Linked DNA regions of Homo sapiens: region 1 is linked to region 2. The links are chromatin loops, found by intact Hi-C in ENCODE. Cell type or tissue: GM12878. All regions are shown on one strand. Links, peaks and the distances in the headings refer to the core of each region. The heading gives the core; the rest is flanking DNA.

Region 1 (5,380 bases), core at 82-5,081, 410 kb before region 2:
TGTATTTGGCCTCCCCAGCAGAGGTTCTCAACCCCCATTACACATGGGAATCATATGGAGAACTTACAAAAATCCCAATGTCCAAATTGCACCCATTACCAATTAAGTCAGAATCTCTCTTTTGGAAGAACCAGTTTTTAGATGGATTGCTTTTTCTGTTTTTCTGTTTTTGATTACATTGACTTTTGTTCTTTTATTATTTCCTTCCTTCACTTACTTTGGGTTTATCTTGCTCTTCTTTTTCTAGTTAAAGTGGGAGCTTAGATTATTCATTTGAGGCCTTTCATCTTTTCCTCATATAAGCATTCAGTGCTCTAAATTTCCTTCTTAGCACTCATTTAAGTTACGCCCCACAAGTTTTTCTTTTTGAGATGGAGTTTCGCTCTTGTCACCCAGGCTGGAGTGCAGTGGAGCGATCTTGGCTCACTGCAACCTCTGCCTCCCGGGTTCGAGCAATTCTTGTGCCTCAGCCTCCTGAGTAGCTGGGTGCCTGCCACCACACTCACCTAATTTTTGTATTTTAAGTAGAGACAGGGTTTCGCCATGTTGGCCAGGCTGGTCTTGAACTCCTGACCTCAGGTGATCTGTCCGCCTTGGCCTCCCAAAGTGCTGGGATTACAGGCGTGAGCCACTGCGCCCTGCCACGAGTTTTGATATGGTATATTTTCATCTACATTCAGGCATTCAAGCCACTGTACTGATGAGAAGTGTGACGCTTAGTTTCCAAGTGTTTGGAGAACTTCTTGTAGTCTTTCTGTTTTGTTTTGTTTTTTTCCTTTTTTGAGACAGAGTCTCACTCTGTTGCCCAGGCTGGAGTGCAGTGGCACGATCTCAGCTCACTGCAACCTCCGCCTCCTGGGTTAAAGCAATTCTCGTGCCTCAGCCTCCTGAGCAGCTGGGATTACAGGCATGTGCCACCACGCCCGGCTGATTTTTGTATTTTTAGTAGAGAGGGGATTTCACCATGTTGGCCAGGCTGGTCTCGAACTCCTGACCTTAAGTGATCTGTCCGCCTTGGCCTCCCAAAGTGCTAGGATTAGAGGCGTGAGCCACCACACCCAGCCGTCTTTCTGTTTTTGATTTCTACTTTGATTCTATTATGGTCTGAGAATATACTCTATATGATTTCACTTCTTTTCCATTTGTTGAGGTTTGTTTTATGACCTGGGATGTAGTCAACCTTGGTGAATGTTGCTTGTGCACTTGAAAAGTAAGTATATTATGCTGTTGTTGGGTGAAGCATTCTATAAATGTCAATTAAATCTGGTTGACTGGTGGTGTTATTTCTTCTATATCTTTGCTGATTTTCTGTCTACTGGTTCTATCAATTACTGAAAGAGGGGTATTAACATTCTCAAGCATAATTGTGGGTTTGGGTTTGTCTATTTCTCAATTCAGGTCTGTTGGGTTTTGCTTTGTGTTCTTTGAAGCTCTGTTATGTGGTGCATACACATTTAAAATTGCTATGCCTTCTTGGTGGATCGACCCTTTGTATCATTCTTTTAGTCCCTGGTAATTTTCTTTGCTGTGATATCTAATTATCTGATATTAGTATAGCCACTCCAGTTTTCTTTTGATTGGTGTTTGCATGATATTTTTTTTCCATCCATTTACTTTTTATTTTGAGATACGGTCTTGCTCTGTCACACAGGCTGGAGTGCAGTGGCACAATCGTAGCTCACCATAACCTCCAATTCCTGGGCTCAAGCAATCCTCCTGCCTCAGCCTCCCAGGTAGCTAGGACTACAGGTGTGCACTACTGTGCCTGGTTAATTTTCCATTTACCTTTAAACTCACTGTATCATTACTTTGAATTGGAATAGACTGAAATGTGTCTACTCCATCCTGTCTGGAATGGGAAGTTTGCTCTCTGCACTATTTTTGCAACTCCTGTCTAAATTTATTATCTCAAAATCTCTTAACTCAAAATAAAAAATTAACTCAAAATTTAAAAATTAACTATTAAAAAAGCAAGTATATGATAAAAAGAGCAGTTTATTAATGTTCCTACATATCTGGAAAGTATTAATTTGAGAAAGAGAAAGAATCAACCTATCATTTTGTGAGATTTTCACTTACTGTACTCTTCCAGAGTGAGGAAACAAACAGGCTAAGAAACGGGTAAAACTTACAAGCCTGGGGATAATTGGGAGGCTGACCCCCTATCTGTGGGCCCAGAAGAAAGCAAGTCACTTTGTAACAAGGAAGTATATCTATTTTTCCTCAAAAGATAAATATTCACCACACCTGGTATTCCTGGTTTTGCCTTGGGAGCGGGGAGCTGTTTTCTCAGTCCTTGCATTTTCTAGTCTCCCTGCCTGGATTTTAGTCATTTCACTACTTATTAGCATTCTGAAAGGTTAACAGAATTTAAAATGTGTAACTCGAGAAGAAATAAAAGGCTAATCAGTTAGTTACAACACTTGTTAGTTCTGTAAAAGCAATGATGAGTGAGAAAGCTGGAAAGTACTGACTAAAATATGGCTTTCTGAGAATTAGTTGAGTTCAGTCATTTTTGCTGTTCATGCTCCAGTAGCCGCCCCAGGAAGCCAGATTTGGAAACAGTACCTGAGTCATTTGAGACAAAACAACAAGTTACCCCTGAATTGTTTTAAATGTTAACGAAAGAGATCACTAAAAGATCTAAGTCATGGATGGAACCTAATTACCTCCCCTTGGCCCTAGAAAACCAAAAACATCCAGATAGGAATATGAAACACAGAAGAAAGCAGGTTTTTCCTTTCTATTCATTTCTCCTATTATCTTAGCCCTATTTTAATTATTCTGAGTTAACGCCATTTTACAAAAATGGACAGATAAAAAATTAAACTCAAAATTTTGAAACAAAGACTCTTTGTTGCTGTGTGTGGAAAGTGACCATCTTGTCAAAAAAATACCTGTGAGCCTACAGCATGATTGATTGTTCAATGTGATGAAACTTTCCTGGACCCTAAGCCTCAATATTTTGTTATCTGAAAATCTGCAGTTTAATTTCATCCTTCAAGATCAAAGGCAAATAAATTAACTTGGTCTAGTGATTCCACAAATCTCTAGAGAGCTGCCAGGCAAGGCAGATCCACAGAATAACTCATTAACTTATAATGCTTAAAGCAACTTTGGGAAAACTGTTAGGAATTGAACACAGGCTAAAACTCCTGAAGGCACTCACCAATGTATCTTTCTACACAGTTGACCAGAAAACAGCTAAGCTCTGCTTGACTACTCCAGTGACCAGGAGCTCACTATCTAACAAGCAATTTATTCTAATGTCTAGACAGCTCTAAACATATGGATGATTTTCTATGAACAGAAAAAATCTGCCTTTTAACTTCCAAATTCTGCCTTTATGCTGGATTTCTTTCTGTTAACAGGTTCCAACCTCTCTACCTTTATTCCCAAACCATCTCTTGACCCTACTTCATTTTTCTCTAGCTAATATCCACTTTCTTTCTTTCTTTGCCTTCTCTTGCAAACTCCTCAAAAAGTAGTTTACAGTCTGTAACTCCTTCCTTACTCTCAATCTCTCCTTAATTGCTTCTATCTCACCAGAATTCTTGGAAAAATGTGCATACTTCCCAACCCTCATCTTTAAGTATCTGTATGCTGCATTTGACACGCTGATCACTCTGGCCTTCTTGAAACTACTCCTTTGGCTTCCAGAAGCTTTTTTCAAGTTCCCTGTGTTGCTAACACTTTTTTTCTTCCTCTAACCATCTTGTAGGTGATGGTGGTTCCCTGAAGTGCCCTACCCACATGCTTATGGCTCCCAAAACAAGGTCCTCTGGTCCAGAGCTGGAGATAGAAAGGAAAGGCGAAAGAGACAGGAAGGTAGGAGGGAAAAGCAAAGCAAAGAAGGAAGGAAGAAAGAATAGGAAAGATACATCAACAAAAAGAAAAAAGTCCTGACAACCAGATACATCAAGCTGGAAGACGATCAACACTGAGGAAACTATGTTCTGTTTTCCACTAGTTCTTCCTACCTTCTAACTGGTCTCAGTTGGCACCTTCCTCTATGCCATCACAAAATCTAGAAAAATCTCTGAACTCTTTCCTATATCTTACCCTGGAACATCCAATCAATTATTAAGCCCTGTCAGTTAACCTCTAAAATAATCTTCCAAATCAATGTTCCTTTCCCATCTCAGCTGTCATTTTCTTAGTTTAGGACCTATCTATTTCCTCAAACCTAGAATGCAAGAGCAGTTTCCTAACTGGCTTTAAAAGTCCTAATCTTGTTGTCCCCAAATTTACCCTCCACCCAACTGCCAGAGACCTATCTAAAACACAAATTGGATCATGTGCCTCCACGGTCAAGAGATTTCAATGGCTGTCCTTTGCTCCTAGGATCTTTATTAAGGTCCTCATCAAGGCCAACACAGCCCTCCACAATCAAGCCATGTCTACTTCTGCAGCTTTATCCCTCACCACATTCTGCCCCAGTTTTATGCTCAAACAATGCTGAACCTCTGCAGTTCCTACCTCTAGGCTTTATACCATCCCTTCTCCCAGGAGGACCCTCTTCTTGCTTCCTCACTTTTAAAACATATAAACTAATTCTTATAAGGCTCAGCAAACAGGAGCCTTATCCTTATAAGGCACAGCAAATCTCTTCTAGGATGCCTCCCCTACTATGACTCACCCACACTTTGACAATCAACAGCAGTATGCTCTCAGAGTGGCCTGTGTATAGTACCATCACTAACTTAAAGTATTTTTAACCACTAATATTATCAAATCTCCGAGAATGAGTTCCTACCAGGTATGGACTGGACTTTAAAAATTTTGTAATGGATGTTATTCTTCCTTTATCTCTTTGAAAATCTTCCAGATTTAGACAGTGAGCCAATAATACATTTGTCCCTGGTCCTAAGTCTCTCTCTGCTCTCCTGCCTGCCACTCTGAACAGAAGCAACATCTTTTTACTGTCTCTGTTCATGGGCAATCTCTGACTTCACAGTCAGGGATCATTTCCTCCATTCACTGAATGTTTTAATCCCATTATCTACAGAAATACAATTCCCAGCCATCTCTACCTTTTTCTGGACCTAAGAGTCCAGAATGTCCATAACTATAGGCCTGTAACTAATAATCCTCACTTATTGTCTGATCTGTTTCTGGTCCAGAGATTTATACTTTCTTGACCACAGATATGTCTAATTTTTTACTTTATTATCACTTTTAAAGAAAGGAGATATGAATTTAAAGTATGAAATCAGAGCCATCTTGACGAGAAGCCCTCAAGTTTAAATTTTATGACTATTACACAACCTTTTAGATCGGGGTCAGCAAACTACAGCCCATGGGCCAAATCTAGCATACTGCTTATTTTTAGTATGGCCTGGAGGCTAAGAATGGTTTTTACATTTTTAAATGGTTGAAA
Region 2 (5,380 bases), core at 185-5,184:
TAAGTCTACCATGCAAATATCTCTTAAATATGCCTCCATCATTAACTCTCCCCCCAACAAGACGCCACCATTCATCAATCCACATTGTGCTTTTCCTCTCTAGCTTTGTGTGATCCATCATCTCTTAATTGGTCTTTCTGCTTCCATCCTCTACCATCTCCACACCTTCTTAAGAAGGCTATCTGGGGCCAGCAGAATCAAGTCCACACTCCTTAGGACACCTCATAAGGGTTTTTACAGTGCTGTCCTTATTCCTTGGCCTGCCTTCTAAGGATTTTCCCAGTCTGGCTCTCATCTACCTCTGCAGTCTCTTTCCACTGCTTCCTCTCTCTTCCTCCTCCGTCCTGTATCCCAATTCTGTTGGCACACTGACTGTTTAATACTGTGAGTTCTAGTCAGAATTTTCTGGGTTTCACAAAAATGCTGAACAGTTTGATGCTTCTATATCTGAGCTCAAGTTGTTCCATCTGCCTAAAATACCTTTTGTTCACATTTCAGTCTGTCATATCTCACTTAAATTTGAAGCTCACATATAAAGTTCATTCAACAGAATTAATGATTCATTTTCTAGGTTTCCACCTTGTACACAGCTGCATTAAAACATCTCCTATGGCCAGGCACAGTGGCTCATGCCTGTAATGCCAGCACTTTGGGAGGCTGAGGTGGGTGGATTACTTGAGGTAAGGAGTTCAAGACCAGCCTGGCCAACATGGTGAAACCCCATCTCTATTAGAAATATAAAAAAATTAGCCAGGCTTGGTGGTGGGTGCCTATAATCCCAGCTACTCGGGAGGCTGAGGCAGGAGAATCGCTTGAACCCAGGAGGCAGAGGTTGCGGCAGGCTGAGATTGCACCACTGCACTCCAGCCTGGGGGACAGAGTGAGACTCCGTCTCAAAAAGAAAGAAAACCTCTTACATTAGTGTTATGAATTTGTTTCTCTTTCTGGATGGACTGTGAGCTCAGCAAGAATATCTGAAAGATGAGAGATCTCCAATTGATGTTCCGTTTGAACTAGTGAATGAAATATCCCTGGTATAATTGGCACATTAAGCTGAGAATACTAATTACATATACCTAAGAATGAATTTTAATTATATGCTATACTCTCGGTTAGAAAGTAGGGAAGCAAACTTTACTGTGTGAAGCTTAAAGGAAGGAAGAAATAATACTAAAGAAGGAATTTGAGAAACAGAAGAGTGAAGGCCCTGCATGGAAAAAAGGAGTGAAGAGAAATCAAAGGTGGACATTTTCTTAGAGACAGGGTCTCACTATGCTGTCCAGGCTGGTCTTGAACTCCTGGGCTCAAGCTACCCTCCCACCTCAGCCTCCCAAAGTGCCGGGATGACATGTGTAAGCCACCATGCCTGGCCTGAGATGGACATTAATTAAAGACAGATTTGCCCTCTTTAGCATTTTGTCCTTACTATTTTATTTTTGTAAATAGGTAGGCTGATGTGACCTGATGAGAAAATATCTAGTAAAAACACTGTGCAAACTAAGAATTGAAGACATTGAAAAATTCTTTTTTTTTTTTTTTTGAGACATAGTCTTGCTCTGTCGCCCAGACTGGAGTGCAGTGGTGCGATCTCGGCTCACTGCAACCTCCACCTCCCAGGTTCAAGCGGTTCTCCTGCCTCAGTCTCCCAAGTAGCTGGGATTACAGGCACCTGCCACCATGCCCGGCTAATTTTTGTATTTTTTTAGTAGAGATAGGGTTTCACCATGTTGGCCAGGCTGGCCTCGAACTCCTGACCTCAAGTAATCTGCCCACCTCAGCCTCCAAAGTGCTGGGATTACAGGTGTACAGTGCTGGCATGACATGCCTGGCCTGAAAAATTCTACTTTCTATATGTTATTTTTTAATTGTTCTTAGTCTTCTTTTCATAAATGTTACTTTTTAAAAAACATGCTCTACATGTTCAGAGAAACTTTCCTAGGAAGGAACTATAGAAACGATCCCTTGCTGGGCATGGGGGCCCACACCTGTAATCCCAGAATTTTGGGAGGCTGAGGAAGGATTGCTTGAGCCCAGGAGTTTGAGACCAGCCTGGGCAAGACAGTGAGACCCTGTCTCTACAGAAAAATTTTAAAAATAGCCCAGTGTGATGCTGTGTGCCTGTAGTCCCAGCTACTCAGGAGGCTGAGGTGGGAAGATTGCTTGAACCTGGGATGTCAAGGCTGCAGTGAGCCATGATGGCACTATTACACTCCAGCCTGGCTGACAGAGTGAGGCCCTGTCAAAAAAAAAAAAAAAAAGAAAGAAAGAAAAGAAAAGAAAAACAAATGACCCCTGAAAGCATAGTCTTTAAATGTTACTTCCTGATGAATGCCTTTTTGTAAATGAATTCAAGATGTAGATAAATGAGAAATGAAATAGAGACGATTATATTTCAGTTATATAGCTCACTCATCCATTTGGATAATTTTTCCATATTCTATAAAATGTCACCATCTGCTGGGGGAAGAAAAGATGTACAATTCAACTTTGTTGCGTAAGTGGTATTTCAAATCAACATGATTACTTAGAACTGTAGAACTTTTCTTTAGCAAGATGATTACACTAGCTCAGCTGGTGAAAAATTACCAGAACACATAGGCAAATACTATTCACCACTGTGCTTTGTTTGAGGATATTCTTTCTCCAATGGGCAATTCAGATCAATTATCCTTTAAAATGTTTTAACAAGTAGCACTTTTTGTTTGTTTGTTTTTTGAGTCTCGCTCTGTCGCCCAGGCTGGAGTGCAATGGTGCGATCTCGGCTCACTGCAACCTCCGCCTCAGCCTCCTGAGTAGCTGGGATTACAGGCACACACCATCATGCCCAGCTAATTTTTGTATTTTTGTAGAGATGGGGTTTCATCATGTTGGCCAGGCTGATCTTGAACTCCTGACCTCAAGTGATCCTCCTGCCTTGGCCTCCCAAAGTGCTGGGATTACAGGCATGAGCCACCTCGCCCAGACTCCTTTTCCATTTTCTATTCATATGTTCACTTTTACATACGTACACTTTTACATAAACACTTTTACATATTTTACAAATAGCAGTTTGTGGGGATATTTTTTTATTAGAGACATTGTAATCATCCAGTGGGTCCTTCTGTTAGAATAGGTAGCTAGGCAGACATGAACAGGGCAGGAGAAGGCCCCCAAATCCCCAGGCAACCATCAGGTGATGGTCAGGTGGTTGTTAAACTGTCTTGCTAAAATAATAATTGGTCGCAGCTGGCACCAGAGAAAGGCAATCTCTCAATGGATAGAAACACCTGAAGCTGGTAATGAGCAACTTCCAAATAAGATATCAGGAGTTAGGCAAACGGGCTCAAGTATGTGCACTAAGAGGCAAAATGGCGGAGTTTAACTGGTGTATGACATTCCTCTAGGAACGCTTGACTGGTAAGGGAAAAATGCCTCAAATGAGCATGTGCCTAACTTCAGTAAACACACTGTGCGTGCAGCCTCATCCAAGTGCTGGCAGGCCATGGTGCATGCAGACAGCCCACTCCAAGGAAAAACAGAGGAGAAATGGAAATCTCAGAACCATGCCAGCGTATAAAACAAGTCAAGGGCTGAACAGCACACTTGGATCTCTCAAGTTGCCCACTTGACCCTCTTCCAAGTGTACTTTACTTCCTTTAGTTCCTGCTCTAAAACTTTTAAATAAACTCTCACTCCTGTTCTAAAACTTGCCTTGGTCTCTCACTCTGCCTTCTGCCCCTTGGCCAAGTTCTTTCCTCCAAGGGGGCAAGAATCGAGTTTGCTGTATAGACCCGTTGGATTTGCTGCTGGTAACACTTCCTGCCCACTGCACAGACAAAATCAGTTTACTGAGACCATGGCATTGCAATAAAGAGTTTGGCTGGGTGTGGTGGCTCACATCTGTAATCCCAACACTTTGGGAGGCTGAGACAGGTGGATCACTTGAGGCCAGGAGTTCAAGACCAGCCTGGCCAACATGGTGAAACTCCGTCTCTACTAAAAATACAAAAAATTAAGGCCGGACATGGTGGCTCATGCCTGTAATCCCAGCAATGTCAGAGGCCAAGGCAAGTGGATCACCTGAGGTCAGGAGTTCAAGACCAGCCTGGCCAATATGGTGAAATCCTGTCTCTACAAAAATACAAAAATTAGCTGGGCATGATGGCATGTGCCTGTAATCCCAGCTACTTGGGAGGCTGAGGTGGGAGAATCGCTTGAACCCAGGAGGCAGAGGTTGCAGTAATCCAAGATCATGCCATTACACTCTAGCCTGGGTGACAGAGCGAGACTCAGTCTCAAAAAAAATAGCCAGGCATGGTGGCGCATGCCTGTAGTCCTAGCTACTCAGGAGGCTGAGGTAGGAGAACCATTTGAACCTGGGAGGTGGAGGTTGCAGTGAGCCAAGATCATGCCACTGCACTCCAGCCTGGGTGATGGAGTGAGACTCCATCTCGAAAAGAAAGAAAGAGTTTAATTGACATGAGGCTGGCCACGCCACGTGGGAGATGAATTATTACTCAAATCAATCTCCCTGAAAACTCAGAAGTTAGGGTTTTTCAAGGATAGTTTGTCAGACAGGGGGCTGATTGGTTGGAAGTGCAATTATAGGGGTGTGGAAAATGGTCCTTGTGTGCCAAGTCTGCTTCTGGGTGGGGGCCACAAGACCAGTTGAGTCATGAGTCCATCTTGCCAGTCCGGAGTGGAGCCATCCGGTCACCATAAATGCAAAAACCTGAAAAGACATCTCAAAAGGCCAATCTTAGGTTCTACAATAGTGATGTTATTTACAGGATTAACAGGGGAAGTTGCAAATCTTGTGGTCTCTGGAACAATGGCCATTAATCATTTAACTCCACCTACATCTTAGCAAAATTCAGGCCCCTTTCATCTTTCTTTTTTTTTTTTTTGAGATTGAGTCTTGCTCTGTTGCCCAGGCTGGAGTGCAGTGGCACTATCTCGGCTCACTGCAACCTCTGCCTCCCTGGTTCAAGCGATTCTCCTGCCTCAGCCTCCTGAGTAGCTGGGACTACAGGCACCGGCCACCACGCCCGGCTAATTTTTGTAATTTTAGTAGAGACGGGGTTTCACCATATTGGTCAGGCTGGTCTTGAATGCCTGACTTCAGGTGATCCACCCACCTTGGCCTCCCAAAGTGCTGGGATTACAGGGGTGAGCCACTGTGCCCGGCCTCATTAGTTTTACAAAGGTGCTTTAGTTTTGGGGAAGGGCTATTATCATCTAAACTGCAAACTGCATTTCCCCCAGTTAGCTTGGCCCATGCCCAGGGATGACCAAGGGCAGTTTAGAGTTTAAAGGCAAGATGGGGGTTGGTTGGATCAGATCTCTTTCACTGTTATAATTTTCTCACTGTTAAAATTTTTGCAAAGGCAGTTTCAATATC

Evidence for each region. Peaks named below come from ENCODE experiments on the same cell type or tissue, not always from the same donor. Only the 100,000 strongest peaks of a DNase experiment are listed, where the experiment ranks them.
Region 1: a loop joins it to region 2, with 2.7 times the contacts of the local background. A loop is called at or near these places in 1 of 110 quality-filtered maps.

The regions. Positions count from the first base shown.
Region 1 is chrX:46,964,818-46,970,197 of GRCh38, reverse strand. All of the region lies in intron 1 of JADE3 (jade family PHD finger 3), which reads right to left. Among named protein-coding and RNA genes, the nearest start is that of JADE3, 55 kb to the right of the region's middle. In GM12878, for the core only: no CTCF peak of the experiment used is centred there; a DNase peak (open chromatin) is centred at 2,477; H3K27ac peaks cover 401 bases.
Region 2 is chrX:46,552,254-46,557,633 of GRCh38, reverse strand. No RefSeq gene overlaps it. Among named protein-coding and RNA genes, the nearest start is that of ZNF674-AS1, 9.5 kb to the right of the region's middle. RefSeq lists an enhancer at 5,131-5,380. In GM12878, for the core only: a CTCF peak has its summit at 2,455 (motif pointing left); no DNase peak of the experiment used is centred there.